3 separate regions of the Mus musculus genome follow, and all the other regions are linked to region 1. Evidence: chromatin loops called from intact Hi-C (ENCODE). Cell type or tissue: gastrocnemius. All regions are shown on one strand.

Region 1 (2,500 bases):
AGCACTTGCTAGCTCCATCTTTTCACATTGTGTCAAGGAAGGGCCGCCTCCAGCAGTTTTCCCAGCTCTCTGTAACCTGCCTCCCACTGTATTTTCAAGTGCATGGATTTATGACTTTTTATCGTTTTTTTCTGACCACACAAAGCTGATGGGCATACTTCCACCTTAGGATCCATGACTACAGGAAACCTGAATCTGTTCTCCAGGGCGATGGTCACTCATGTTTGACTGGAGATGAACTATCTCTCGCATTTCATTTAGGGAAAATGAAAGAAAGGGAAAGGTTGTCAAATGTTCTCTCTGGTTCTAAAAGCAGTCTCATCCCTAATTGCTATCTGTAAGGCTGAAATGTCAGCGGCTGCCAGGAGGAATGTAATTTGGGGGTGTGGCCACCTTTGCTTCTCTGCTTTTTAACTTTTCAGTCGTCCATATCTTTTCAATATCCATGTTGCTAATATTTAAATGAAATAATTATATATTTACAGAAACGAATCATCCTGGATAGCAAATATATGAAATATATGTTAATTATGAAGCCTTTATTCTGTTCTTTAAGCTTCAGAGGTGTGAAGAGAATAAAGAGGAAGGCAGTGCTTTCCTGCTCTGTTACTTTGATGCAAAGTCAACCTGAAAGGGTTCCTCCTTTGAAAGCCTCAGATGACATTGCTTCTTTTATTTCCATTGCTGTGCCTTTAAAAGGAGATTCTGTAGTGTGTGTGTGTGTGTGTGTGTGTGTGTGAGAGAGAGAGAGAGAGACAGAGAGACAGAGACAGAGACAGAGAGAGAGACAGAGACAGAGACAGACAAAGAGAGACAGAGAGACAGAGACAGAGAGACAGAGACAGAGAGAGAGACAGAGACAGACAGAGACAGAGAGACAGAGACAGAGAGACAGAGAGACAGAGACAGAGAGAGAGCGAGAGAGAGAGAGAGAGAGATGTTTGTTTCCAGAGAACTCATTCCCACAGCACGTGGGGGATTAAGTGGCCATACTGCAGGCACGAATGGGCTATTGAAGATGTAGTAATGATCAAAATCTAGAGAAATCCATTAGAGAATGAAAAATGCCTTATATAGGTAATAAGTGAAGTATAATGTATACTGCACAAGGTGCCCCTAAGATGAGGGAAAATATTGGTAAGAATTGGGGGTGGGGGGGGGTTTTCTAGGGGAAGACTCTTAGTCACTGGAGCCCAGGATGTAGACATAAAGGCAGCGTCAAGCAGGCATAGCAGAAGGAAGAGACATAAAGGCACTCTGGCACATTCGAGGAGGATGAGGGAACCAGGTTCGCCCTGTGGTAAAGATGGGGACAGCAGGACAGAGGTTATAAATAGTTCCCATCAAGCCCCAAAAGAGCTGGGATATCCCTGTCACTTACCCAGGCACACCACCAACTGTCTCTCTATGTATTAATTTGATCTCTATTGCAAACTACTAACCTAATTCTATCTGTTTTATGGATAAAGGGCCTCTAAACAAAAGTTACTCTAGACCCTCCCAGATCACCCCTGAACACCTCCTATCCCTCAGTCCCTTCCTCTTAACTATTGTTCTGCCTTGTGTGACCTGCAAGGCTTCACTACAGAACTGTGTCTGTCTCCTGGTCTGTGTGAGAAGAAAGGGTGGTCAGAGAGTTAGCAGCATGCTCTCACCAAGTTCTCACCATCCCTGATTTGTCAGCGAACTGTAGGATGAAAGTGTGGTCAAAAGAAGAATTTCACTGGAGTCAGGGAAACCTCACCCTTCTGGAAAGGAAGCTTCCTAGCAGGGGAGTCATATTGCAGCTAAATTTAGCTGTCCGTCAGTACACTCACTACCTCGTCAGCCGTCTGGCCATTCAGGCTGGCCTAGAGCTTGGGCATGCCTTACTTACTAAAAAGGACTCTTGCTCTTTCTCGGCGGCCTCATATTTCACTTATGTTCCTTGCCCCAAGATTGCAGGCGAACCTATTTCCAGAATTACTGTCTTCTAGGGAACACACACCAATGAGGCACTTAAGTCCTTGTTCCCACTGACTTACTCCCCAAGGACAGCATGCCTGCTGTCAGATTGGTATGGTCCCTCACTCTGAAAGAATGCCTTTAATTCATAACAGAAACTTTTACAGTACCTTTTTTGTTTGTTTGTCTGTTTTTGCCTTTGTTCTCCTAATGCACAGAATGGTATGAAGGTCCATGCTCAGAAAGCATGTAGTTCATATGGCCTGTGCTAGTGACATGGGAGGCAGCAAGGGTTGGCACCACACATAGTGTGCTGGGCCTTCCCACATCAATCATGAAAGTTGCCCACAAACTTACCTGTAGGCAAAGCTGGGGCATTTCCTTAGTTGATATGCCCTCTACCCAGATGACTCCAGCTTGTGTCAAGTTGACATGAAACTAGCCAGCACAAAGGAACACTTTCCAAAATTAATACCTAAGCATCAATTTTCCCACTGTTTCCAAGCACTCCAAGCCTCTTTGGTCCTCACACTACATTATCCATGTTTTAATAGAG
Region 2 (2,500 bases), 86 kb before region 1:
TGAAAAGTAGAATAAATTTTATTTTAAAAATAGTTCCTAGGCTGGGGATAAGGGTCTTGGACAGTGAAGGACTTGACTAACATGAAATGTCCTGAGTTAGAGTCCAGTCAGCACATGTCAGCCAACCAACAAAGGCAAACAACCAAGACAATCAAAGCTGCCATAGTTTACATTACTGGGATAACTTTTCATAATTATTTGCATTACCTACGTTTGGATTTTATTGCCGTGGAGAGACACCATGACCAAAGTAACTCTTATAAATGACAACATTTAATTGGGGCTGGCTTATAGTTTCAGAGATTCCGTTGATTATCATTATAGCAGGGAGCATGGTAGATTGAAGACAGGCATGATGCTGGAGAAAAAGCTGAGAGTTTTACATCCTGATCCACAGGAAGCCAGGATGAGGCTCACTTTCCACAGTGGGAGGGCCTCAAAGCCCAATCCTACAGTGATGGACTTCCTCCAACAAGGCCACACCTCCTCCAACAATGCCACACCTCCTCCAACAATGCCACACTTCCTCCAAAAGGCCACTCCTCCTCCAACAAGGCCACACCTCCTAACAGTAACACTTCCCATGGGTCAATCATATTCAAACCACCACACTTCCTAAAGAACAAATTATATTTCTGAACAAAAGGATGCATGAGACATAGACTATTTTTTAATTTATTTACTGTTGTGAGAAGTGTACACACATATGCTTATGCATGTGTATGTATTATCATCATTATTATTTTGAGATAATTTATTGAACCTGGCACTTGTGGGTTTGGGTAGGATGGCTGTCCTGTAAGTCCAAAGACTGACATTTCTCAGCCTTTCCAGGGCTAGACTACAGGCCTGGGCCACCACACCTGGCTTTCTAGGTGGGTGCTAGGGGTCTGCCCCCAGGTCCTCAAGAGTGCAGTAAGCACCAGGCCACTCCACAGCCCCTTGTTCCAGTGAGCATTTTCAGTCACCAGGAATAGAGCATGGGGCACTCAAAAACCCAATTTCGTTTCAGTGTTTGTTTCAAAATGATTTCAGTGGTTCCGTGACTTCTCATAGACTCACTATGGAATTTGATTCCAGAATAGCGCATGTGAAACAAAGGAAAGTGCGCATGCCTCTCCGTTGAGTGCAGTGCTTACTATCCCTCCTCAGACTCCCTTCAGGGCAGTGAAAGCCAGTTTTCCATGAGTGGAGTTTACAATGTACCCATCTGAAACCGGGTTGACCAAGTGAGTGTGCTATTTTAACACTTAGTCTTGACTCATCGGCTCACCAAAGCTGGAGGCTAAAAATAATGAGCCCTGTCATGAGCAAGCCAAAGCCATCACGGGGAATATTACAAGATGACAGCAGTTGGTATCTAGGGGAGCCTCTCTCTTTGCCAGGCTTTCCAGTGGGAACCCTTCTTCAGGTAAAGTCCCGAAAGTTGCCCTGCAGTCAAGGGGAGGGTGACTTCAGGCTCTCAGTGTGAGGTGGGATGTTGGCCGGGGCCCCTTTCTTATCAGGAAAAACAGAGCTGGTTCAGGGCCTGGCGGGGGACTGTGCCCTGTGCTTCTCATCTGGTAAGGATCAGAACGTGGGTGCTGCTTCACAGCTTCCACAGCACTCAGTTTTCCTGTTCCACTTTTGAAGGCCTACCCTGTTCTCCAATATATATATATATATATATATATATATATATATATATATATATGTGTGTGTGTGTGTGTGTGTGTGTGTGTGTGTGTGTGTGTGTGTGTATAATCTAGAGCCTGTAACTTGTTTTTCTGATGTTTGGGGTAAGACCGTCTGTGTCTTTGTCTCCATCTTTTAAAATAAGGCCTAACAAATGTATTCTTCCCTCTCTCATGCCACCCACTCATCTTTAGGCAGGTTCCTGTGAGTGTTGTTATTGAGGGCGTCTGCAGGCTAGTGGCAAAGAGCTTGATGCTTGGGTTCCCTGTGATCATAATTAGGTCTGTAGGTTTGAGAGGCCAAGCAGAGGTTCTCATTTCGATTTGGTTGGAGAGCTCGGTGGGCATAACTGGGAGATGTGATATATGTGAAGATTCACCCAAGAATCTCCTCCTTGGCTGCTTAGAGAAGAGCTCTTTCAAGATATCATGTCCCCATCTTCCTCCTAAGGTGGAGTTCTTGGGACCATGAAAGACAAAAACCCTACTCTTTCATTATTAGTGCCCTTCTGCCTCCCTCCTGAGTTAACATCCTTATCTAAAGGAAAATCTATACCCTCTGCCTTGGGAAGGCTAGCAAGGAGGGAGAAGAAAAGAAAATTAAGAGACAATTTGGTTGGCTGTCGTTAATCCTGTCTATTCCTGTGGGAAAACGAGCCTGCTGTCTTCGATCTTTGTTAGCAGCTAGATTGAGTTAAAGAATACTGTAGCCTGTGAGGGAAAGGACGTTGCTCTTTCTGAAGATACCTCAGAGCCGCCACCAACATTTTTTTTTCCGTTAGTTATGTCTCAGTCTGAGTCTGTGCTGGACGCTCGGCTGATGCAGG
Region 3 (2,500 bases), 58 kb before region 1:
ACAGGAAGCAAAAACACGCCACCATTATGAGTGGTACCATGAGGTACTCAATAATTGCCAAAGGAGAAGCCTGTGTATTGTTCCATTTAATGAGTCCAGTAAATTTACAAAATTAATCTATGAGTTGGTTCAGGTCAAAGATTCATGCAACCTGTAGGTTAGTTTTGAACTGTCCACTTGATAATGGCCTTATAGTCACTTGCGAAGAAAGTCTTAATCAAGGAATTGTCTACTTGAGATTTGTTATGAGCTGGTCTGTCACATTATCAGTCAATGTAGGAAGCCTCAGCCCACTGTGGGCAGCAATATTCCCTAGGTAGGAGGTCTGGAACTGTGTAAAAGTTAGAGCAAGCAAGCAAGCAAGCAAACAGTCTTTCATGCATTTATTTCTCTCTGCTGTTGATTATGGACACAATGTGACTTGATGGTTTAACCCCTGCCATTATGATTTCTCTTGCCATGTAATGTGGAATTATAAGGAAAATAAAGCCTTCCTTTCACCCTAAATTGCTTTTTATCTGGGTATATTATTATAGTAGCAGAAATGAAAGTAAAACAATTGTCAAGCCAGAAACATTGAACATCTTAGAAAACTCTTGGTTTGTGTCTTAAAATGAAATTTTGTTTTTCTGTATAAGACCCTCTTTTCACAGAATTCCTGATATTCAGTAGTTAAACATATCTATTACAGTTCATGTTTACATACAATGTATGTTTATTATTTGATAAATTAAATATCACTATATTGTTTTTTTTAACTTGAGGGAAAATTTTCACCATGGGGGTAATAATATACTTCTAACTCACTCACCAGTTTCTCCAAGATAAAAAAAATGCCACACACAGTTCTACAGTATGTCAGGATGTATTGATTTTATCTATGGGTTCTGCCAAAGGCTATGATCACTATTTGGGACATTCCAGACTTCCCCAGAGGGTTCAACCAAGTGTCATAGGTGAGTCCTTATTGGTGGAAGCTACCGGTATTTGCTAGCCTGGGGGCCAGCTGCCCAGAATGTTGAAGTTGTGGTCGGAGACTGCTCGGCTTGTTTGTTTTCTATCCCAGATTAGAAAGCTTCATGCACTCTTTTCCCACCAGTAGGACAGCCCAGCCTAAGTCCTCTGAAGCCCAACAACCAGTTGTATTCTTAAAAGTCTCCTGCTCCTGTATCAAGTGGCTGATCGGTGTCCAAGCATCAGTGTAGGGGGTTGTATGGCATCATCAGTGCTAGCTGTCCTCGTTGTCAGAGATTTAGACGAGATAATAGTGAGTCCAGGAGAATGTATTCAGACTTGTATTCTTTGCTTAGGCAATAAGAGCAAGTCAACATGGCATCAAACCTCTTACTGCCATGTCTCACACTTAGTGACAGCAAATAGTGAGGCCAGGTGATAGGTGGCCAATGACTAGAAATAGGTGAATAACCATTTGGCCTAAAGGGAGAACAGCTCAGGATACCCTCATTGAAAAGGAGAAGATGGATGGAAAAGCCTGCCTGCTATGATCTGGTGCTATCCCTTCTTTTCCAGACAAAATTCCCAATATCCTTCCATGGCAAAAAGTGATGTTGGCAGTTAAAGCCTCATGGTCCATATGAAAATATCCATGGTGCCATGATGCAGTCATTCCCTACACATTATTTTTCGCATCTATTGGCATTGAAGGAAGTTTCTAGAAATACAGCACATGGGCTTTTGTGATGCTTCTGTGTTGAGGATTTGAAAGGTTGGGCTTCAGACAGCTATCCCTGAGTTCCTCAGGAGAGGGTAGATGTTCATCAGGAACAAGTGGCACTGCCTTTTAGTGGCTTGCCATTCAAGGGTTGGTTTCTCTTTCACCATACATATTAAACAGGGGTTTAGGGTAGTGCTGGACCTCACAGTCAGCCAGAGAGCTGGCTGATAGCAGAAACTGAAACCGTCTTATAGCTACAATGCCAGCATCTTAGGGCCTCTTTAACTGACTGTGACAAGAAAGGACAGCCAAGAGATGTTCTATGAGTTATAGAAACAGACAGGATACATGGCACATATATAGGAGATTGGAGTACAGCTCGTGGTTGTCAATTCTCTATCACATGAGTCGTGGGGTTAAATTCAGGTTGTCTAGCTTGACACTAGGCGGCACATATGCCTGTTGAGCCATCTCATGGGCCCTTGAATGAGTATTTTTACAACTTTTGGCCTCAGAAGGTTATATTTCTGAATACATTTTACAAAATAAATTTTTATGAACTGTCCAGAAAGGGTGCAAAGAGTTAGAAATGCCGAAGATGAAACTTGCCCAAGGCAGGTCAGGAAAGAGCAGGTGATATTGCAGATGGTAACAGTCACAGATGGTTCATGGAGCACTGCTTCAAAACCAAGACTTGATTTAACCTTGAGAGATTTTGACAGAGGTTAGGCTATTTTTTTTTTAACTAGTTTTCTGTTTTGTCTATGGTCCTAGTAAATAACCGCAAACTTTACTTGTTCTAGACAGGTACTGTACTGCTAGGCT

The links. Peaks named below come from ENCODE experiments on the same cell type or tissue, not always from the same donor. Only the 100,000 strongest peaks of a DNase experiment are listed, where the experiment ranks them.
Region 2: a loop joins it to region 1, with 2.5 times the contacts of the local background. A loop is called at or near these places in 2 of 42 quality-filtered maps.
Region 3: a loop joins it to region 1, with 2.2 times the contacts of the local background. A loop is called at or near these places in 2 of 42 quality-filtered maps.

Annotation. Positions count from the first base shown.
Region 1 is chr3:28,484,114-28,486,613 of GRCm38, forward strand. The region is part of intron 2 of Tnik (TRAF2 and NCK interacting kinase); the gene reads left to right. Among named protein-coding and RNA genes, the nearest start is that of Mir466q, 65 kb to the left of the region's middle. In gastrocnemius, a CTCF peak has its summit at 1,300; a DNase peak (open chromatin) is centred at 1,887; H3K4me3 peaks cover 606 bases; H3K27ac peaks cover 1,627 bases.
Region 2 is chr3:28,398,497-28,400,996 of GRCm38, forward strand. All of the region lies in intron 2 of Tnik (TRAF2 and NCK interacting kinase), which reads left to right. Among named protein-coding and RNA genes, the nearest start is that of Mir466q, 20 kb to the right of the region's middle. In gastrocnemius, no CTCF peak of the experiment used is centred here; a DNase peak (open chromatin) is centred at 1,405; H3K4me3 peaks cover 1,489 bases; H3K27ac peaks cover 2,500 bases.
Region 3 is chr3:28,426,516-28,429,015 of GRCm38, forward strand. All of the region lies in intron 2 of Tnik (TRAF2 and NCK interacting kinase), which reads left to right. Among named protein-coding and RNA genes, the nearest start is that of Mir466q, 7.8 kb to the left of the region's middle. In gastrocnemius, no CTCF peak of the experiment used is centred here; no DNase peak of the experiment used is centred here; H3K27ac peaks cover 2,291 bases.